Linked DNA regions of Homo sapiens: region 2 is linked to region 1. A link is a loop called in an ENCODE intact Hi-C map of the cell type or tissue named here. Cell type or tissue: heart left ventricle. All regions are shown on one strand. Links, peaks and the distances in the headings refer to the core of each region. The heading gives the core; the rest is flanking DNA. Region 1 overlaps TMEM72-AS1 (TMEM72 antisense RNA 1). Region 2 overlaps TMEM72-AS1 (TMEM72 antisense RNA 1).

The links. Hi-C counts contacts between places; a loop is a spot of excess contacts. Peaks named below come from ENCODE experiments on the same cell type or tissue, not always from the same donor. Only the 100,000 strongest peaks of a DNase experiment are listed, where the experiment ranks them.
Region 2: a loop joins it to region 1, with 2.3 times the contacts of the local background. A loop is called at or near these places in 7 of 110 quality-filtered maps.

Annotation. Positions count from the first base shown.
Region 1 is chr10:44,872,326-44,883,789 of GRCh38, reverse strand. The region is part of intron 2 of TMEM72-AS1 (TMEM72 antisense RNA 1); the gene reads left to right. Among named protein-coding and RNA genes, the nearest start is that of TMEM72, 33 kb to the left of the region's middle. RefSeq lists an enhancer at 3,810-4,736. In heart left ventricle, for the core only: a CTCF peak has its summit at 4,623 (motif pointing left); DNase peaks (open chromatin) are centred at 4,482 and 4,929; H3K4me3 peaks cover 1,179 bases; H3K27ac peaks cover 943 bases.
Region 2 is chr10:44,945,016-44,956,479 of GRCh38, reverse strand. The region is part of intron 1 of TMEM72-AS1 (TMEM72 antisense RNA 1); the gene reads left to right. Among named protein-coding and RNA genes, the nearest start is that of TMEM72-AS1, 8.9 kb to the left of the region's middle. RefSeq lists an enhancer at 8,409-8,648. In heart left ventricle, for the core only: a CTCF peak has its summit at 6,920; no DNase peak of the experiment used is centred there; H3K27ac peaks cover 1,646 bases.

The sequences.
Region 1 (11,464 bases), core at 1,614-9,613:
GGATTAGAGGGTGGGAACTTGCAGCCTGTCTGCTGACCTTCCGGGAAGGAGGAGGATCTGGAGATGGAGTGCAGTCACCAATGGCTGATGATTTAATCATGATGCCTACATAACAAAACTTCAGTAAAATATCGGAAGCAGGAGGCTAATGGAGCTTCAGGGCTGGGGGACACGTAGGTGCACCCAGAGAGGGTGTGAGAGCTCCGTGCACTGACTCCCCATCCAGCCTGCCCGGTGCCCCCTTCCATTCATTTGTGTCTTTAGAATATGACTGTAATTATGAAGAGTGTCCTCCTGAGTCCTGTGAGTCATTCAAGTGCATTGTTAAACCTAAGGGGGAGTCATGGGCACCCCCAAATTTGTAGTTGGCCAGGCAGAAGTGTGGGTGTCCTGGGGATTGCATTTGCAGTTGGGTCTGAATGGGGGCAGTCTTGTGGGATGGAGCCTCACCCTGTGGGGGCTGAGTAACTCTAGGTGTTCAGTGTCAGAATGGAATTGAATTGTTTGACATGCAGTTGGTGTCAGAGAATTGGTATTGGAAAGATGTAATGGCGTTATGAAAACCACATGGGCTCATTCTTAGCACCCTTCCACTGTCCATTTTTTTCTGTGCCCGTTGTTTTCTGAGCTGCCCTTTGAATGACAGGACCTGCTTGTGTTGGGACAGAAGAGTGGTGAGAAAGACCTCCTCGGAGGCCTGGGGCATGTGTGATGCTCCAGTGAAAACAACAGAATCAGGGTGTGAGCAGGCATCTCCGTGGATTTGCCAGACGCAATTTACCAATCTTCTCAGCACAGACTCTTACAAAGACTGCATTCCTGACTATGTCACAGAGCCCAGGAGGGCAGGCAGAAAGCATAAACCACCCGTGTGAGCAGAGGAAAGTGGCGTGGAGAAGTCGTGTAAGAACCCTTTAATGGATATGTAAATGGCATCAGTGAGGGAGACTAAATGGCAGTGGAGTGTTGCTTAGAGGCGTTTTATGCATTTTATGATGTTTTGTGCATTTGAAAATACTGGTAACAGGAAGAGAGGGACCCTATCACAATTCTGGTCTCTCATTATTTGTACATAATAAGCATATCCATTATCGTTATTTAGACCACTTGCTAGTCTGAATTTTTCCAGAAATGATGTTTTCCCAGAATGTCTAGGACTTCCTCTCTCATACTGAGTTGTTGAGCTTGGAGTCTGCTGCAGGTTAGAGTCTGAAGCCAAATTTGTCACGAGGTGTCTCAGCCAGAATACTGAGCTGCTCAGGGTCACCTGCCCAGGAAAGCAGCCAGGGAATTCCTGGGCATTGAGACCACACGGGAACGTGAGCATCTATTGCTAGAGAGCTGTGCAGTGTGGGACAGGCAGTCCGAAGATTTTTGAAAGAAGCAGCTGCACACATTGTCTGTTTCACCACTCATGGGCAGGTGGAAAGCTGAGCCTGGAGAGGTAAAGTTGTTGGCTGGCCACAGGCAGGGGAGGGGGAACCTGCTCCCTTGGGCCTTTGTTGCTGTGCTGGGTGAAGGTTGTGGAGAAGCCTTGCCTCTAGAAAGAGAGGACAGGAAGAGAGCAGTGATGCCTTAGGAAAAGAAAAAACTGCAAGTTACTGAGCACTGACCACGGGCCAACACCTGTCAGTGCTTGATGTCAGCCACAGCCCTGAGGGACAAGGGCATGGAGCCTGGGTCCGTGAAGTGAGCTCTCTCTCTAAGGTTGGAGGTGAAGCGAGGGGGCATGTGCAGTGTGAACTGGGGGCTCTGACTGCAAGTGCTGTCCACCATTGGATCCAGGTGGCTGGGCATACTCTCACTGTCCAGACGATGACTGGATTCGGGGGTCTTTTCTGGTGCCAGATTTCCAGTGTGTGTCGGCAGCTCTGGTTTTTGTTGGTCCCTTATCACCAAAGACCACTTCCCCTTTGCCCTTGTGGGGGATGTGAAGGGTGGCCCTGAATCACGCACTTCCACTTCCTCTGGTCTTCGCTGGAGCTCTGAAAAGGTGTGAACACCAAACACTACTATTCTGGGCTGATGGCGTTCAATCTGGCCTTCTGTGCACCTGGAGCATGGGCAGCTCATCTTGGTCTCGCTGATGGCACTGTTTTCCAGTGGCTGAAGGAGCAGGTGATGCTCTGTTTTGCATGTTCTGTGCTTTCTGCAGACTCCCCTGGTCACACTTGGGCCTGGGAGCTGCATGGTCACCCAGACAGGGCATGTCTCAGCCTGCCAGCCTTGGAAGGAAACATCCCCAACCCATCAGTGAGTCCTTGCCGCATCCTATGACCTTCCGGGTCCCAGGGCCCAGAGCACACCTGCCTCTCATGAGACTTTCCTCAGCTGGGATTTAAGTCTGAATTGCTTAAGAGGAAAGGAGCAGGTCCACAAGGACTCAGAGGCTACAGCAAGTGTCCAGTGAAGCTGTCACATGTGATTAAGAAGAGAAAGAAGCCTGTCCCATGTTCCGGGATGGACTGGTCTGGCTGCTTAAGGCAGCTACGCTGAATAAAATGATATGACAATGCCCCATGTCTTGAAACTTCAGCTTCCTCCTCTTCATCCGGGAGCCTCCACCCTGGTCTGAAGCTGTCCCTTCTATCCTAAGGCCTGCCTTGCCTTCAGAACCCATGGTCTGTCAGGCCTCCCGGTTCCTCATTCCCCCAGATAGAGGTGTGAGGGAGGAGCTCTTCCCACCTTCTGCAGACAGGCAGACTGAGGCTTGAGCATCTGTGGCTTGCTTTTGAGGACACAAGGGAGGTGGGGGGCCTAGCTGGAGCCAGGTCTTTAGATCACGGCTCTGGGCTTTCCGCCCACCTCACCCTGACTCCTCGTCTAGCCTCATCCCCGATTTCCCCATTAGACACCTGCTCTCTACCAGGAGACCAAGCAGGAAGGTTTCCTTAGCACCCTTGGGAAATCTTCTGTTCTTGGGGTACATTTGGAGTGATTTCCAGAACGACACCATCCCCTACCTCCTGATGTCCTCACCCAGGTGTCCCACAGGCATGTCTGTCCTTCCCTGCCCAAAAGGGACCCCACCATCTCCCCCATCAACAGCTCTTCCCTTTATTAGACCCCCACCTCTAACCCAACACCCTGATCAGAGCCTGCTGCTGAGCTTATCCACACACCTGCCTTCCAGTGGCCTCTCCTTCCTCCCAGCTCTCATCCCTCCCTTCTCTTCACTCTTGCCACGCCTCAGGCACTGATCGTTTCTTACCATGACCATTGAAACTATCTCGGACGGGTCCCCCGCTGTGGCATCCCCGCTCCACGTGGCCCTGGGTGCCTTGCCCTCTCTCACTCCCAGTCTTAGGAACCTATTCTGGTAACGTGAGCGATGGGAGTGCACCGGAGTGTGTGAGTTTGCCGGTGGATTTGCAGAGGGCTGGCGAGCCAGGCCTGGAGCTGGCAGGCGTGAGGGGCTCCCTGGAAAAGACGAACCCATCTCCCCCACTTCGCTGTGTCACACCAGGTGTCCACTAGAGTTGCCAACTGTGACAGTGTCCGGAGGTAAGGAGGTGGAGCCTGCCCCAGGGTATGACCTCCCAGGATCCAGGGCAAAGGATTTGAGAGGAGAACCAGGCAATGGACAGGGTCTTTGCTAGTAAGACACAATCAGAGCTAGGAAGGTCCTGCTCATGAGTGAGTGTTCAACTGGGAGAGGGAAGGCCGGGTTGGAGGGGAAGTAAGGTAAATAAAAAAGGAAAGAAGGAAAAGAGAGAGGGAGGGAGGAAAGAAAGAAGGGAGTAAAATGGAGAAAAGGGGAGACTTTAGATTTGAGGTCGTGGCTAGACCCCAGGAAACCCAGCAGGCATGAGAAAGTCTAAAGTGGAGGGTGGGAAGGGGTTCTGGGTGGGAGGTAGTCCTGGGGAAATCCCTTGAGCTGAGGAAGCTTCGCCTGGGGAATTTGAGGGCTCGGGTGTGGACGGGAAAAGATTCTCTAAGGACGCCCCCTAGAGCAACCCTGGACATGAGGAGTGGGGGGAATGAGGCAGAACTGTCCCAGGTGCCCACAGGGCAGCAGCGTCCCCGGGACACCCTCAGACATAGGGAGTGACAGGGACGAGGGAGGATGCAAACAGCTGAGACTGTGGAGAGCCGGCTCGTTTCCAGGCGGTGTTGCTGCCTTCGCCTTGCCAATGAGGACAGTCGGACACAGGGAAGAAGGGGCTCCACCAGCAGCACCCAGCGAGCACCCGGCATGCCTGGGATTCGAGTGCAGGCCTGTCTGATTCTGTAGGGAGGAGAAAATCTTCTTTCCTCTACCCCTCTAGGTTCTCTGGCTGGGGCTCTGAAAGAGACTGACAAAGGCAGATTAACGAGAGAAAAACAGACACGAGTTTATTACCACGTGCATCACGCACACCCATGGGAACGTCCGCAGTGAGTAACTCCAAGGGGCGGCCAGAGCTCGAGCTTTCATAGCACCTCACAAGAGAATGCTTGTTTAGAGAAGTGACAAGACAGAGGAGAAGGGCTTGAGTTTCTGGGGAGGCGCAGGGCGGGAAGGCCACCCTACGGGGAGCTGAGGGAAGGGAAGGGCTTCAGTGGGACCAGGACGTGCTGTGCAGATTCCTCTGGTGCCCTCTCCAGGCTGAGGAGGGGCTCGGGTTGTGTCTGGTGATTAACTCCATCCTTCCCGGTAGAGAGGGTTGGGGGCACACCTTGACAAATTTATGTCCAGCTTTTTGGTAAATAGGTGAGGGCGGAGAGTTTCTCTTGTATCTGCTTCTTCTCAATTGCCGGCAGCTCCACTTAATCCTTATGCCAAAGTGACAGATTTTAAGGTGGCATGTTCCGCTCCCCTTCACTTGCAAAGCACTTTGCTTTCTTCCAAACTGCGTATGCTGTCTGCCTGAATACCGATCTTCCTGCAGCTCAGCCAGGCTGAGGCAGGCGGATCCAACCCCAGCGCGGTGCTTCACGGACATGTGCGCATGCGCACTGGCAGAGAGCTGCTGCGGCACAGGGACTTTTCCTCTCTGCTCCTCCAACGCCTCATCTCTGCCATTGGGTGGTGAGCGAGGAGGCCTCCCCTCCACCTCCAAGCGGCCTTTTCCCCTCCCCAGGCTGCCCCCTCCCAGGTTCCACGCCTTCCCAGCTGTTGACTGCAGGAATGGGTCCCTGACCTGGCTGAGAGGCATGATCACAAGGGTTTGTTCTGTTTTCCAGCACTGCCCTTAACTCAAACCTTGCTGTGCAGCATCTAATTTTGGCTTTCTGACACCCTTCTTTAAAAAAAAAAATTAAATTAAGAAAATGGATACATATTTGTACATATCTATGAGGTACACGTGAAATTTTGTTACATGCGTGTAACATGTAATGTTCAGGCCAGAGTATTGGGGTGTCCATCACCTGGAGCATTTATCATTTCTCTATGTTAGGAACATTAAAAGTCCTCTCTCAGCTATTTTGAAATATACAGGCCTGGCGTGGTGGTTCATGCCTATAATCCCAGCACTTTGGGAGGCTGAGGCGGGCGGATTGCCTGAGGTCAGGAGTTCGAGACCAGCCTGGCTAACATGGTGAAGCCTCATCTCTACTAAAAAAATATATAAAAATGAGCCGGGCATGGTGGTGCACACCTGTGGTCCCAGCTACTGGGGAGGCTGAGGCAGGAGAATTGCTTCAGCCTGGGAGGTGGAGGTTGCAGTGAGCAGAGATTGCACCACTGCACTCCAGCCTGGGAAAAAGAGCGAGACTCCATCTCAAGAAAAAAAAAAAAAAAAGAAATATACAATACATTGTCATTAACTATAGTCACTCAATGCCACTGTCTTTCCTTTCATCTCCTTTCCAGGCCTGACTCCATTTGTCCCACTTTCCAATATTCCATGTGGATAGCCTAGAACCATCTAAGAGATAAGGCACCCAGATCGCAAACCACAGGACTCGGAATTCTCTGCTTGTCTCCTAATTAGAAGCCATTGAAGAGTCAGTGGACTGAATACAAATTAACCATTAGATCAACTGAAAATGTCAAGTTTAGATGAATCTGAGTTCTCATTTAGATATTTTCTGGCTGTTGGCCCAGCCCCACAAATAAATACACATTTGAAAGTTATCCTGTTACTTTGATAAAAGAATTTGGTCTCTTACAAATGATAATTCAGCTCTCAATGTGGCTTAGGTGAACATAGTTTTGGATTTCTTCAAGTAAGATATATGAGCACAGTGTGTATTATCTTTACAACAGATATCCATAATAATTATAGTAACAAAGCCATCTTTCTATATTTCTTTAAAGTTTGTTTTTTCCTTTTAAGCTCCATCCCAGGAATTTGGGCTGTAATTCAGGGACTTGTAGAACCTCACAGTGAGAGAGGAGTGAAGTCCTGTCTGCTTGGATTTATTGCTGTCTTGATTAATGAGAATTGCTAGCTTTTCCTTACTTTTGGAAGGAGGCTGGGAAATGCAAACTTCCCACCTGCCCTTGAAGGAGAAAGGAATCTGGACTGGATACAAAGAAGCTGGTGAGGAGCATTTATCCTGCAGTCCCTGCTAGGTGCAGGGTGCTGGAGCCTGGAGACCGGAGACAGGGGCAGCACCCCGATGGTCGTATACCTGCCAGCCCTGCTGGAGGGGGCGATTAGGGCAGAAGTCTTTCCACTGAGAAGCGGACTGTGCACTGTTGTGGACTGAGCTGATAGGTACCGAGCTTTTGGACACTGTGCTGCTGGAGCAGGGTGGGGGATACAGGGGGAGTGAAAGGAACCAGCCCCCTCAGCAGGCCTGGAAAGACGAGGTGGGTGCCCAGACCCAGTAGGTTGTTGCTCTGCTGGCCCATACTGTAGCAGTGACTTGGCTTGGTAGACCTGGGAGGCCATTGTGTTTTTATACTTACCACAATTCATGCATGGTCTGCCCAATGTGTGGGGTTAGTTCTGCCCGTTGATTCTCTTCCTCTTGTTTCATGGTACCCTTACTGTAAGGGGAGTGACCAGAACTGGCCACACAGTGGGCATCTTCTAGGCACTGTCCTGGCCAGGAGGACAAGGCCGCCTTTTGCACTGGTTCCCCTGTCAGGTCAGGCCTTGGCCCACCACCTGTGCCTTCCATGTCCTCCTTCCTGTACACTCACGCACCCCTCCCCTGGTAACCATGTTGCCTTTACACCCATGAGCCCTGCTGTGGTGCCCTTGCCAGGCACAGTGAGAAACACAAGGGTGACCTGTAGACGAACTGGGCTGATATGGGTGGATCAAGGCCCAGAGCTGTTGTATAGACGCGTCAGAAATACATGCGTATGAGAAGGGAGAGTAATGAGAAGAACCTCATTCACTGGCGAGTGGGGAGGAAGGTGCTGGCAAGAGCCTGGTATGGAGCTCAGACTAGAGGTGGACCAGCCTTGTCTTTAGAGCTGTATGAAAGCTCGAAAGCTGCCCCCACCCCAACTCATTCACCCAGTCACAAAGATAGGTGACCTGTCATCAGATGGCTTCTGTTTCCCGCTAACAGTCTAGTAACACAGATGAGCCCATTCTCCTTAGCACCATTCTCTCCACCACCAACACTTACTGGTCACCTCTGGATACTGGAAGGAAGAGGTGAACTGGAAAGACAAGACCACTCTCTGCCCTCAAGATGGGGCTGTGTCTAGCTAAGTGAGATGTGTGTGTGTGTGTGTGTGTGTGTGTGTGTGTGTATACACATATATGTATAAAGACAACCATATTTATTTGTCTATATGGGACTACATCTCTGCATAAACACTACCATATGCAGGCTCTGAGGTCAAAGTTCATCCTTACCTCAGCTAGACAGGAGGATCCAGCATTTTCTAATTAATAAAATACCTCACAGCTTTCCTTATCCTGCTGTAGTTGGACATGGAATTCTTTTGGTTATTCTGCTTAGGAAAAGTAGCCTCTGCATTAAATGCCAAGCTCTGTAGGGGAGCAAAGCCTATGCTTTGCTTAACACATAGAATGGAATTGCATTAATGTGAGAAAGCATTTCGAAAATGATGGAGTCTGTAGAGATGCTAGGAATTGTTTTCATGATCATTACCTGAAGCTTCATCCTAAAATGTGCTGACTCTTAATTTAAGTATATGCAACCCAAAGTTATCTAGGCCTGTCAGCCTCAGCCTTAAGCTCTAGTCTTAGCACTGTGATGCATGAAGAGAAATGTAATTTCTACTCCAAAAGTGTTTTAAGATAACATAAGATTGGCCGAGCGCAGTGGCTCACGCCTGTAATCCCAGCACTTTGGGAGGCAGAGGCAGGAGGATAACGAGGTCAGGAGATCGAGACCATCCTGGCTAACATGATGAAACTCTGTCTCTACTAAAAATACAAAAAAAAAAAAAAAAAAATTAGCCGGGCATGGTGGCAGGAACCTGTAGTCCCAGCTACTCAGGAGGCTGAGGCAGGAGAATGGCGTGAACTTGGGAGGCGGAACTTGCAGTGAGCCGAGATCGCACCACTGCATTCCAGCCTGGGTGACAGAGTGAGACTCTGTCTCAAAAAAAAAAAGAAAAAAAAAAGATAACATAAGACTTTAATTAAGTCTTTGGAGGGCTGGCATATCAGGGGTGCGACACACAGCAGAAGATTTCCAAAAATCCTCACACATGTGCGCCACTGTCCTTGTCAGCATGGCCTTCTCCTCACCCTTTCATGGGCCACAGTCCCTCTTCTGGCCTCCCCTAAAAGCTCTGGCAGGCCCTCTTTCATGACCACTTCCCATCTACCTCTTCTTATAGCTCTCCTGGTGCCCTGAAGTGACACCTTAGCACAGGGTGAGCCTCCTTGGCATCCTTCAACACCACAAACAATTCAGGACCAGGCTTCCACTGACAGGTGGGGAAAGGTGCTGAGTACTTTATGCCATATTGTTGCCTTTGTGACATACTCTATAAAAGCCACTCAAGTTGGGTCTAAAGTCTTCTTTGATTTGCATGAACTGTAGGTATTAACAGTGGGGGAAGCTGCACCTTAATAACTCTTGGTGAGGGGTCCCCTGTGGAGTCCACCAGGCATGGGAATTTAGCCTCACTTACTGATGAGGAACTGAAGAGTCAGAGGGGCGATTTGACTTGCCCAGATCACAGAGCTCTTAAGGGGGCACAGTCTGGTCTTAAACTCAGTTCTTCTGGCTTCGAGTTGAAGGTCATGTCCACAAACTCCCAGAGCAAGAACTGAGTCTCAACTCTGACCTTTGGATTGTGCGTGCTACACCAGGAATCACAGCTTCACAGGGAATAAATGTAGACTTGTTTCATTGCACAAACTGGTGGCATTTCTACCAGTCATAGTGACTGAGAGATGAGCAGTGCTTTGGCACTCTAACTGGGTGACCCTCATCTCCCTTGTGCCACCTGAGCCCACCCAGGGGAACACTCCCATCCAGCTATCCTGGTCAGGGCTGCATTGAAACCACTGGTTCCTCCAGGACCCAAAGCCGCTTTTCTGGATGGAATGTAAATCATTCCTACCTGGGGCCCTGCCAAGCCTTGGCAGGATTCAATGTGACATTCAGTTCCAGATTAATCCAAGTTGGAACAGTTTTGCTGAAGGTTTAGAGACCTTCAATTTATTTATCTTCTGAAACCCTGAAACAGCTTTAATAACATAGCTTTGGATTTCTGCAAGTGAGATGTATGGGCTCAATAAGTATTATTTTTACAACAGATATCCATAATCATTATAGTAACAAAGGCACCTTCCTATATTTCTTTAAAGTTTGTTTCTTTCTTTTAAGCTTTGTCCCAGGAATGGGGTCTGTAATTCAGGGACCTGTAGAAGTTCACAGTGTGAGAGGAATGAAGTGTCCAATCTGCAATCTGAATCTTCCCTATGAAATTTCCACCTGGTGCCCTCCAGCGCAGATTCTCGCACCCACAGTCCTGCCTTACAGGGCAGACCATTTCCTCTCTGACAGTACTACCTGTCTGAATGTTCTGCTTCAAACTGAGTCAAGATATGTGAACCCTGGGTAGAAGAATTATCAGGTCTGGAGGGAGCACAAGCAAACTATCCCATTTTATGGACGTGGAAACCGAGGCCTGAGGGAGAGACGCACCAGGAATCAGGAGATCTGGCTCTGATCAGCTGTACAAATTGAGAATTGTGACCTGACCTTGTCCAACCCAAGTGGCCCAACTCCTAATTCTGTGAGTGACATGTCTCTGTTACTTTGGAATATTGATTGAAGGTATGTGATTACAACTTTTTATTATAATATTCTGAGACAATTTTTTATTATAATCTTATGAGAAGCTAAGGACTGGGTGGATATTTTCCTGGGTTAAAAGTAAAGTTTTTCTTGTTGAAAACTTAGACATTCAGAAAATTTTCAAATTGTTTTTATTATATAGAAACTGTAGATTAGAAACATATTGTATGATGATTGTTCATGATGCTTCAGCGTAATCACTTCAGCAATGTAGCAATGACGCCATTCAGGGGCGTTTTCAAAGTGTGGCCTTGGGCCAGCACCATCGGCATCTCAGGAAACTCTCACAGGGACAGCCCTGCTCTACTGGATCAGAAGCTCTGGGGCTGGGACCCAGCAATCCATGCTTTAACAAGCCCGTCAGGGGCTTCCTATTCATGCTGAAGTCTGAGACCCACTGTTACGGAATATTGTCTTCCTGATCTTGATAGTGTGATGGTAAATTTTATGTGTCAATGTGGCTAGGATATGCTGCCCAGTTGATTGGTCAAACACTAGTCTAGAAGTTGCTGTGAAGGTATTTTTTAAACATTTAAATCAGTAGACTTTGAGAGAAGCAGATTACCCTTCATCATTTGGGTAGGCCTCATCTAATCAGCTGAAGGCATTAAGAGAAATGACCGAGGTCCCATGGGGAGGAAGGAATTCTGCCTCCAGACTGTCCTGGAACTCAAGACTGCAACATCAACTCCTGCCAGCTTTTCCAGCCTGCCAGCTTACTTTGAAAATTGCCAGCCCCCATGATTGTGTGAGCCAATTCCTAATCTCTTCTCATATATATATATATATATATATATATATATATATATATATATATATATGTATGTATACATATACCGTATGGCTCTGTTTTTCTGGAGAACTCTGATAAATACAAACAGCATTAGAATCCAATCTCAGCAATTTCTCATTTAGCCCAAGCTCAGCTGCACAATCCTTCTCAGTGCAAGACTCCAGACAACTGCTTTCAATAGGCAGGAGCCAGCATAGGCATGCCACTTAATAGCTGTCCAGGACTTAAGATGGTAACTGGGGGCCGAAAAATTTGTAGGTATACCTGATTTGGCAGAAACCATTTGATTTTAGGCTATTCTTTAGAAAATTCTTTATTGAAAAATATCTAGATTTCAGTGGGAAGTTAAAAAATGGATGGATCCGAATTTGAATCCCTGCTCTAACTTACTCTCTAAGTGGCCTCAGGCAAGTCACTTAACCCATGTGATCAATATTTTCTTCATCAATGAAGCAAGCCGGGAGTGGTAGCTCATGCCTGCAACCCCAATGCTTT
Region 2 (11,464 bases), core at 2,087-10,086, 72 kb before region 1:
CTGCTCTGATCACACTGTTTCTCCCACACACCCAGCCTGTTCCTGTCAGGGTCATTCCTTCCCTTGGAGGGCTCTTTCCCCAGATGTCCACAGCGCTCCCTCCTTCCCCTGCTTCAGGTCTTTAATCACAAATCACCTCCTTTTTCAGGTCGTCCCTGGGCCCTCTGTAAAATGCCCGTCCCTGACCCACGCATACCACTCTGGCATGCTGTATATTCCAGTCTTTATCATGAGCTCCTAGAGGAAGAGACACTATGTTTCCTTAAAAACTGATTCTGTCTGGATTGTCACAGTGTTTAATCAATATCTGATGTATGATTGATTTTTTTTTTTTCTTTTTGCCAGATTCAGGTAAGAAAACAAACTCAGGGAGGCTGAGTTCCCCCTCCAAATGACATGTGCAGATAGTGGCAGAGTCCAGGTTTGTGCCTGATGGCCCAATGTGGTGGTGTCTGTACCACCCGGGAGTGAGGGAAAAACAACATCTACCTCTAATGGAACACACTGGGTCTCAGGGGAGCCAAGGCCACACAGAAGTTCCTGCAAGACTCCTTGCTCCAGGGCGCCGCCCCAGTAAAGGAGGCCTTTGGGAGTCCATTAAGTGAGCAGGGTGTCCTGTTCGTCTTGGGCAATTGCATTCTTTTTGGCCTTCCTACCTCAGAAAGACTTAGGAAATGCTGTTATTCTGCAAACAGTTTGGACTGACTTGTAAGATCCGTAAAAAGACAAATGGAAACACTCATGAGCCAGTGTTTTTATGAAAGAGCCGCAAAGGATAAATTTATGTTTAATTCGCAAGTAGGGAAGCTCATAAGAGCCTAAGAGCTTGATAAAGGCTACTGGGCCCATCTGTCAGGCAGGCTGCTCTGTGTGGTTTTGGCTTGAGGCATCTTGGCACCAGGGCACAGCTTCCAAAAGACCGAAAAATTACCTTCTTCCCTTTGGTGCTCCCAGGGGGAAATGCCTGGGTACAATCACATGTTGTTGAGATGTCATTTAGATTTTTGAGTCCTGAAAAATAGGTTTATATATCTTGATGTAAATGATATTAATAATGAGAACCATTTTCAAGCCATTCTCTTAAGACAGTAAGTGGGATTTTGAATTAATTTCTGATAGATCTGATTGATTCCTTAAGGCCTTTTATGGATGGCTTCATGTGATTTTTTCCCCCTTCATTGTATCCAACATTAAATTAAAAACAAATGACTTTTATTTCTCTTTCTTCTTTTTCTTTCTCTTTCTTTCTTTCTTTCTTTCTTTTTCTTTCTTTTTCTCTTTCTTTCTTTTTCTTTCTTTCTCCTCTCTCTCTCCCTTCCTCCCCCTTCTTTCCTTCCTTCCTTTCTTTCTCTCTCTCTCTCCTTCCTTCCTTCCTCTTTCCCTCCCTCCCTCCCTGCTTGCTTGCCTTCCTTCCATCCCCTTCCTTCCTTCCTTCCTTCCTTTCTCTCTCTCTCTCTCTTTCTTTCTTTCTTTCTCTCTCTCTCTGTCTCTCTTTCTTTCTTTCTTTCTCTCTGTCTCTCTCTCTCTTCTTCTTTTTTGGCAAGTCTTGCGTGCTCTGTCCCCTAGGCTGGAGTGCAGTGACAATCACAGCTCATTGCAACCTCGACCTCCTATGCTCCAGCGATCCTCCCACCTCAGCCTCTTGAGTAGCTGGAACTATAGCCATGGGTCACCACACCTAGCTAATTTCTAAATTTTTTGTAGAGACAGGGTCTCTCTATGTTGCCCAGCTGGTCTCTAACTCCTGGACTCAAATGATCCTCCTGCCTCGGCCTCCCAAAGTGCTGGGAATTCAGGCGTGAGCCCTGATGCCCTGCCACAAATGACCTTTTCAAGCAATTTTTCAAAAAGTCTGTGTGATTCCAAATGTGTATTCTTTAGAAAACAGTTGATGATTGTGCGTGCTTGGCAGGAAGAGACCACGTACAGAACGTTTCTTGCTCTGTTTGCTTTGGTGAAATCCTCGAGCAATGAGGTTATCCCATTGCATGATCTTAACGTACAGAAGACTTTGTATTTACCATCAATTTTCAGGTGAATTCTCAAAAAATCTGCATACCACTTATCTTTCCTTTCTATGTGAAATAGTTTTCATTAACTCCATTTGTTAGCATATAAATAATAACTTTAGGTTAATGTATTTTACTCTTCAACCCATACCAGAGGCAGGCTAGAAATGATAATTTATTCTCCAAATGCACATAAAGTTTAATGATGTATGCTGCATAAGTGCCTTCTTGTTAAACACACACACACAAGTGCACAGATTTTATGTATTATTTTTCCATTATGATTATGCTTTAGAAAAGCCTTTGCATGCCACCCTGCAGAACTAATAAGTGCCTGAGCACAGAGTTTCCTAGGATGGGGGGAGCTTGCTTTAAAAGATGGTATAGTTAAAAATTGCTGCTGAAACTTGCTTTTGAGGAAAAAATAAGTACTTGGCTCAAGCACTTGGTCTCTACTTGGTCTCTGAGAAAAGGGTAAGCTATCTAACACATGTCTACTCCAAACACATCTGTGAGGACAAGGATGGTCTGAAAGCCCACATGCAGAGAACATAACTAGGCCTGGTTTGTTGATAGCTTTTTCCCTTTGTCCTCACCTCCCTATCTTCCTGCTACTGGAAATTATTTATCTATCTATCTATCTATCTATCTATCTATCTATCCATCCATCTATCTATCTAGATATAGATATAGATTTATCCAACAGAACAAAGGCTGGAAAAGGACATCTCTCCACTTTCCTAGGCTGCCCCTGCCTCCCCAGGACTGTGTCACCTCCCCACCCATCCACACTTCACCACCCTTCTACCTTTGCCTTGGGCTGTTCTCCTGTGGGGCACAGAGAGTGTGGGGCTCCTGGTAAGCTGATTATTATTAATGGGCGTTGTAACTGCTGTGAGTTGATAACATCTTAAAAATAAGACAAAAATAATTACGGTGATGCAAGACTCCTGAACAAACTGCATTTTCAATATAACTCTAATTTTAACATCAGAAAGCAGCTTTATGTTGGTCAATATTTTGATCATTTAACAAACAGCAGCACTGTAAAAGGAAAGTAGGCACAAAACAGTTCAGTGTAGGAGGGTTTACAGAAGGACGGCGCTTCTCAAAGGAGAATGTCTTAAAAATGGATTTTCCTCCACAAAGAGCCTGGTGTTGCAGCTTGGGCTCCAGAATTCTTATGAATGGTGAGATATAACTGAGATGCAAAGCTGTGAACTAGTAAGTGATCAGGACCTTCCCTCAAGCCAGGATGTGAAACAGCCAAAGGAAGTGGAGACCTCCCAGATGGAAAAGGAAAGGAACCTTGAGAGGGCACAGCACATATGCACAAACAAGGGCGATCTGTCCAGCTCCTGGACTGCACATTTTAAAACACACCATCCTCAGGGTATTCTGGGAAAACCCACCAGCCAGACAATGTGGCTACTCCCATGTCCTGGAGGGAAGCTCTGTCCTGTCTATCTCTTTTAAGTATGCAGCTTCCAAGGAATGTAAAACATTCCCCAAGGGGGAAGGGCCAAACTGCCCCACAGCTAGCTAGACTTGACCTGTTAACCCTGTGTTTAAAGATGCTTCAGTTGAGTTGACCTCACCTCCCAGCCTGCCATCAAAGCCACCTCTGTTCAGCCTCCCGTTTGATGGGGGCTGCCCATGCCCAAGCTGCCTTCCCAGTCCTCCTAACTGTGAACTAAGGACTAGTGTTTAAGAAAGGATAGAGCCATGTAATTGCAAATTGTCTTAAGTTTTGTCTCATTTGGGGATCATCTCTGTCTTTTTACCTTGAAAATGAATGCTCTCAAAATAATGAATAAGCTGTCGACCTTACAACTGAGACAGAATTAGAATGATTAGTGTATTAATCAGGGTTATTCCAGAGAAACAGTATATATATTTACATATATCTCCCATTGAGGTCAAGAAAGACATGGGTGTAGCTAGCTAGGTAGTTCACTATACAGCTAGATAGATAGATTATAAGGAATATTTGGCTCATGTAATTGTGGGCTGCCAAGTTCAAAATCTGCCGGGCTGACCCCAGCAGGCTAGAAATTCAGGTAAGTTGATGTTACAGTGTTGAGTCTGAAATCTGCAGGCCAGCAAGGTGGAAACTGAATCAGGGTTTCCATGTTGCAGTCTTGAGGCACAATCGCTTCTTTTTCAGGGCACTTCAATCTTTGCTCTTAAAGCCTTTAGTTGATTGGATGAAGCCCACCCACATTACAAAGGGAAGTCTTCATTACTCAAAGTCTGCTGATTTATATGTATGTGTCATCTGAAAAAATACCTTCACAGCAACATCGAGACTGATGTTCGATCAGACACACAATAGGCTAACCAAGTGGACACCTAGAATTAACCATCACAACCAGTAAGCATGGAGAGTTTGACCCACAGCTCGTACTCATGTTTTATCAGGACAGACTCTGTAGCAGAGTGTGGCCTGATGCCAGGGCATTCCAAGGTTCCTTAGCATGTAACGGTGCCTCTTTTTCCTGGGATTTCATCTACCTGTGCAACCTGTGGCAATTTTTGAGAAATTTTTGCTGCTCCATTGGTCTAATGAGTCGACCTTAGGGATTGGCAAACATTTTCTGTAAAGGGCCAGATAATGAATATTTTCCTATTTGCAGGCTGCACTATCTCTCTTGCAACTGCTCAAGCAAAAGCAACCATAGGCAATATGTAAGTGAATGAGTGTGGCTGTGTTCCAATAAAACACTATTTACAAAAATAAGCAGAGGGCCTGATTTGGGCCATAGGTGAAGAAGAGTTTATATGGTATCTCCCTTTGGCAGGGATATTTTCTCCCCGCCAAACATGGTGAAGGGCGTGGATAAGTGACACTCTGGGCTGGGATGCTTTTAGTTGTGAGGAGTAAAAAACCCAAACAATGGGGATTTTATGACCTCACGTAATAAAAATCCCCAGCAATGGGTAGCTCCAGACTTGGTTTATTCAGTGTCTCAAAGTAATCTTGAAGGACCCAAGTTCGTTCGTTCTTTGCTCATTGCCATCTTCAGCATATTGGTTTAATTCTCCTTGATATTTGCAAATGATTTCTGTGCTTTCCCTCAGACATGCCGACATTCAGGGGAAGAAGAGGAAGAGTGTTCCAATGAGGCTCCGTTTATTTTTTTATTTTTTGAGACAGGGTCTCACTCTGTTTCCCAGGCTGGAGTGAGTGGCACGATCACAACTCACTGCAGCCTTGACCTCCCAGGATCAGGTGATCCTCCCACCTCAGCCTCCTAAGTAGTTAGGATCACAGGTACATGCCACCACACCTGACTAATTTTTTGTAGAAACGGGGTCTCACTTTGTTGTCCAGGCTGGTCTCAAACTCCTGGGCTCAGGCAATCCTCCCGTCTTGGCCTCCCAAAGTGCTGGATTTACAGGTGTGAGCCATGGCGCCTCACCTGGGGATCCTTTTAGTACTGAGGGAAGGAAACCTTTCCCAGAAGCTTCCCAGTCACCTTCCCTTTCTTCCCATTGGCCACGACTAGGGTGCAGGCACCTTGGGAAGGGTGGACCACTGTGACTAACCCAATGCAGGACATGGCTGGCCAAGGGGAGGAAGGTACATGAGCCAGGACAATTCAAGCTCCATCAGAAAACGGGGTCAATAGTATCCCCTGGGAGAAGCCGTGCAATGCCTGCCACAACCCTGCAGAGTCCCAGCAGCTGAGGGGGTCTATTCCAGGGGCGAGATCACGGCCTGCAATGTGTGAGCTGGGTCTCAAGAGGGAGAGAGGGAACAGGCTGGAGAGATGGAAGTCTGGGAGAGCAGCTCCTCGGGAGAGCACCATGCATGAGGAGTGAGGCTTGGGGCAGCTGGGAGAGGACCTAGAGATGGGGAGAGAGAGAAGGAGTGTGGCCAGGAGCACAGGGGGCCACTCAGGCCAGAGAAGTGGGAACTGAAAATGCTCTGGTGAAGGGGAGAGCAGCAGCTGGGCCTGAGACCAGAAAAGCCCCCATGGGCTGCTGGAGGCTCGGGGAGGTGGCAGTGAGCTCTGGGCTCAGGGCACAAGAGGCTTTTGGAGGCTGGGTGCTGGCTGGACTCTGTTTGCCAGCCTTCTCTGTAAGTCCCAGGCATTAGAGCACAGCAAGCAGGAATAACAGGAGCCCTGGGCCCTTAGAAGGAAACTGAGGAGAAGCCTGGATGTCCATGCTGTGTTCCTGAGTTTTAAGGTGACATTTTCTTGGCCACTTTTTATCTGCATGGTGTTGGGGAGACCCTGCTGAGGCTAGGGTTCTTGTTCTGGTCTTGGAGGTGGCACGGCTGGGGCCTGGAGGGAGAGCTTGGCACAGCTCCCAGGCTCTGCTGGGGCCCAGCTCCGCTCAGGAATTATCAGTCACTCAGAGAAAACTCAAAGGGCACTAGGCCTCCAGCAGTCAGCAGCAGTCACAACCAAAGTGGGGAGTGGCTCCATTTGCCTTCTCCACCTGAGCTAGTGCTCCCCTTTCTCATGCTTCCTTTATCCCCCACATTGATGAGCCACTTTTTCCTCCTCTTCATCTGCACTGCCACACCCCACCCCGAACACTTAGCATCCCAGGTGACTTAGCTGGAGGGAACCTGCTATGGACTGAATTGTATTCCCCTAAATTTATATGTAGAAGCTCTAATCCCCAGTGTGATGGCGTTAGGAGGTAGGGCCTTTGCAGGGTGATTGGATCATTTGCATGGAACCCTCTTGCATAGGATTAGTGCTTCTGTAAGCAGAGACATAAGAGAGATGACTTCTTTCCTCCACGTGAGACTATAGCAAACAGGCAGCTCTCTGTGACCCAGGAAGCCAGCCCTCCCTAGAACCTGACCATGCTGGCACCCTGATCTTGGACTTCTAGCCTCCCCTCCAGAACTTCGAGGAATAAATGTTTGTTGTTTGAGCCACCCAGTGTATGGTATTTGTTATGGCAGCCCAAACTGAGTGAAACAGAACCTTAGGGGTTACCTGGTCAAAACCCCCCTTGTTCAGATGATGAGAGGAGAGAGGCCCAGGCCATCAGGCAGGTGAGGTCTGTGGCCAGCCTCAGACTTTAGTTTCCTGATGGCATTAAGAATCTCTGCTCTGAGCCTGGAATGAATACAGGCTCTACCTGTTTTTAGCTGTGTGCAAATTACCACGCACTGTGGTTTCCCATCTATAGAATGGGGCTGTAAGGGACCTGGCCTCACAGGCTCTGGGGATTAGAGGAGATGGAGCAGGCAAAGCACTGAATCCACTGAGGTCTCAGTGCTCTCAGTGATTATCATCATTGTTGTTGATACGCCTGCTTGCCTTATATTCTTTTTACTGCACAAACGCCTTGTTACATATGGAAAATAAATCCACCTGCTTCAGACTCTGATGGACTTGGCCATGCTTCCTTTGTCCCAAGATAGACAATGATGTGCATGATAAGATTCCAGCTCTGCTTCCGAAGCTCAACTCAAATCTACCTTCCCAGACTTCCCTCTGCCTGACTTCCTCTCTCATAGCATACTGTTTGTGATTTTACTGTAGTGCCATGTCTGCCTCATGTCAGTCACACATTTGGCTTGTCTAGAGAGCACACAGCATGCCAGACTCACTCCTTCAGCCCAGCACCTTGTGTGATGCCTGGTCCACACAGTAGGTGCTTAGTAAATGTTTGCTGAGTTAAACCGACTTTTGCCCTTAGCAACCTATTCTCTAAGTTTATGCTGGTGCTGTTGGTTTAAAAGAAAGGAACATGTTTCAATGTGGAAAGAGGAACTCAAGACTTGGGGCCTGCAAATACCTCATCCAGTTTCCTGGAAGCTGGAAACTGAAGCTATAGTGGGCTGGTGGCATCCTCACCCCTGGCGGAGCGTGTGCAGCCTCAGGTAGAAGCACCTATTTAGGGACAAATGAATAATCAAAGGCATGGCCCATTTGCTTTACTCTTTATCTGCTCTTTAAAGGGAAATTTGATTTGAAACTCACAGAGTCTTCCATATCAATGAGGTGGTAAACATCTGCTTGGATGGGCTTTTGCTCCTGCCCCAGTTATTCCCAGTACAACCTTCTGTGGTTCTGATGCTCCCCATTTCCTCCAGATCCCTGTCCTGAGACTATGCAAGCTTTCCAGAAGCTCATACTGTAAAAAGAATTGCACAGCATATGTTTAGACTCAGTGCTGGATTTTCCTTGGGCTTGCTCTTAAGTTTGGGCAAATGCCCCCTGGTAATGTGCACAGCTGGGCATCCCTGAGGCTTGGAGCTGGCAGGACCTTTTGGGATGGCCTTATCCCTTGGGTTTCATGTGGGGAATGACCCAAGACTCCAAATCCCAGCAGAGTCAAGTGGGACCATACTCCTGGACTCCTGACTTCCTGGATGCTGCTATTCTTTCTATGCAGCTGTCTCACCCTTGTCATAATGGGAAACTCAGGGCATAACATTCCACTTAACTGCAACTTGGCTTCTCGAAATACCTCTTCTCTTCTGTGCAAAGATCATGACTCGGTTCTTCCTTCTTCTGTGGACCGTAACAAGCCATTCAGCCAGTCAAGCAAGTCCCATGGGAAATCCCCATTTTGGCCAACAGAGACAGTTCCTCTTTATCTCCCAAGAACACTACCCTTTTGCTCCCCTTTCCAGGTAGTCAAACAGCTGACTGTTCATCAGCAGGCTAGCAGCTGAGCCCGGGGCTTTGAGGGACAGATGACAGCTGGATGGCTGACCAGCTTGCAGAGAAAGCTTGAAATCTTGGGCACACAGGGAATGGAGCAAGAGATTTTCCCATTTGGACATACCAAAGGATAAGTTCTCTTTGAGAGATTGGTGAGGAGTGAGATGGGGTAGAATTCCAGGAAAAGGGAATGAAGTTTGTTTCTCAGGCAAACATGCCATCAGCAAGGTATGGGCTCTAGGCTGAGCTGACAGCAGCAGACAGGGCTTGATGAGCGTGACTTCCAGCCTGCAGAGAGAGCTGCATTCCTGCAAGAAGGGAGCAAATGGCCCCAGAGCAGCTGTAGGCACCAATGTCCCAGGAAAGAAGCATTCCGGGGCCAGGAAGATCCTGCCAATACTTCACTTATATCATAATATTTAATTCTTAGCCATTTGTGGATGTCAGTACATTATTATTGCTTTTTTTCTGTTTTTTTTTTCTTCTTGTATTATTATACTTTAAGTTCTAGGGTACATGTGCACAACGTGCAGGTTTGTTACATATGTATACATGTGCCATGTTGGTACGCTGCACCCATTACCTCATCATTTACATTAGGTATATCTCCTAATGCTTTCCCTCCCCCCTCCCCCCACCCCACAATAGGCCCTGGTATGTGATGTTCCCCTTCCTGTGTCCAAGTGTTCTCATTGTTCAATTCTACAGAATGGGAGAAAATTTTTGCAATCTATTCATCTGACAAAGGGCTAATATCCAGAATCCATTATTGCTTCTTTACAAATGGAGAAACAGGCTCAGAGGAGTTCCACTAGCTGGTCACACAGCTGGTGAAGGGCAGATATAGGGCTCAAGCCTAGGTCTTGTGTACTTGATGGTCAAAGTTCTCATCAGTGCACTCTATTTCCTCATGGTCATGGTAAAAAAGTAAAAATTAGGAGCAGTACTTTAGGACTCAGTAGCTCAGATGCCCCGTTTTATAGCAAAACAACTATTTTACTGGAGAAAATGACAAATATTAATTCATTTAAATCTCTGGAAATTGTCCTAAGGGCACACAGCAAATGGAGAAACATTCATTTAATAAAATCTACTAAATTTTGGTAAAAACAGTGAGGGAGGGTCCATGGCATTTGAACCATGACCCACTCCCCTACCCTCTCTCAGCTCTGCCTTATGGAAACTCTGCTCTAGGGTCTTTACTCTGGGCAGGTGTGGTCAAGAACACAGGGGCTTCCTCTCCCTGTAGCCCTCAGTCTAGGCTATAATTTCACTCCAGGAGGGGCAAGATGCTGGTGTGTCTCATCCCACTTGGCCCTGTGTTGCAGAAGCTCTATTCTAGGGAGGCACGGCCAAGATAACTTAGGTTTACTTTCTCTTCTGAGCACCGAGTCATTTAGCAGAAGCTCTATTACAGGAGCAACAGACTGAGAATACTGGAGCCTTGATTACTCACCCTAACTCACTCCTAGGGCAGAGGTTTCACACTGAAAGGGGCAAGCTGAGAATACCAGGGGCCACTTCCCCTAGAACCTACTTGTAGAGCAGAGGTTCCCCTAGTACCTACTTGTAGAGCAGAGGTGCCTCTTCAGGGAAGCAGGTAGTTCCCACTCCCAGCTCCTGTGCAGTGCTGCAGACATTCTACCCGGGGAGAAAGCAGACAGTAAGAATGAAGAGCTTATAGCTCTGCCTGAGAGGAAGGATTTTGTTCAGGACAGGATGTGGATAATTCTGTGCAACATACTGTTATTGAAAACAATGAATAGCTTGGGGAGAGCAATTAAAAGTGCTCGTAACTCCGTGAAACTGGTAGCAAAAAACAAAAGGGCAGGACACCCAGAAATTTAACAAATAACTGGGAAAAGAGACAGCCAAGATCCCAAGAGCCCTCTTGGCATCACAGTCAATTCTGGGAATTGGGAAGCCTGGGCAAATACTAGGCTGTACCCACTCAGGAGCAATCAGAGCAGAATGTGGGGCAACTTGAAAACACTCCCCAATTTACACACAAATCCACACACAAAAAAAGTATAGATGCCTCACTGGCACGAGGGGCTTAAGCACATGCTCTGACCAAACCCTAGACTGGGGCAACTCCTAGAAAGCTAGGCCAAAAAAATAAAATCACATACATCTCAGGCAGTCTAGATCACAGTTTTGTAGGCTCAAGATTGTGCCCTCTTAGAAGTGATCAGAGAAGAAACATCCAAGCTACTGGTCCCTAGATGAATGTAGGAATAAATGTAACCTCTTTGAATTTTGGTAGAGGCCTCCAAGCCTTATGCCCCTAGTTAGATACTTACTTAAGAGGTAAGTGTCTTACTGGTTAAGGGGTCTTAACCACAACTTTTGACCAGTAAATGGCTTATGCTGACCCAGAAGAAATTCTGAGGTAACCAGTCTAAAAGATAAGGACAGGGAGCAGGGACATCAGAAGCCAAACATTGGGGAAAAAGTGACTGACTTCATAGAATTAGCCCATACCAGTCAATAAACAAACAAATGAATAAACAAACAATAACAAGAGACCAGGTGAAAAAGGAGGGAGAATCAGTATCCAGAACTGATACCAATTATGTTCTAAAATGTTTAAATGAGAGAGTGTGATCCACAGGGAAAATTGCAAGCAATAGACACAACTTTTGAGGGGGCCCAGATGTTGAACTTAGCTGATAAAGACATCAAAGCAGCTGTTATAAATATGTTCAAAGAACTAAAGGAAACTACATTTAAAGAATGAAATAAAAGTATGATTATATCTTATGAAATAAAAGAGATATAAATTATTTTTAAAACAGACCAAATGGAAATTCT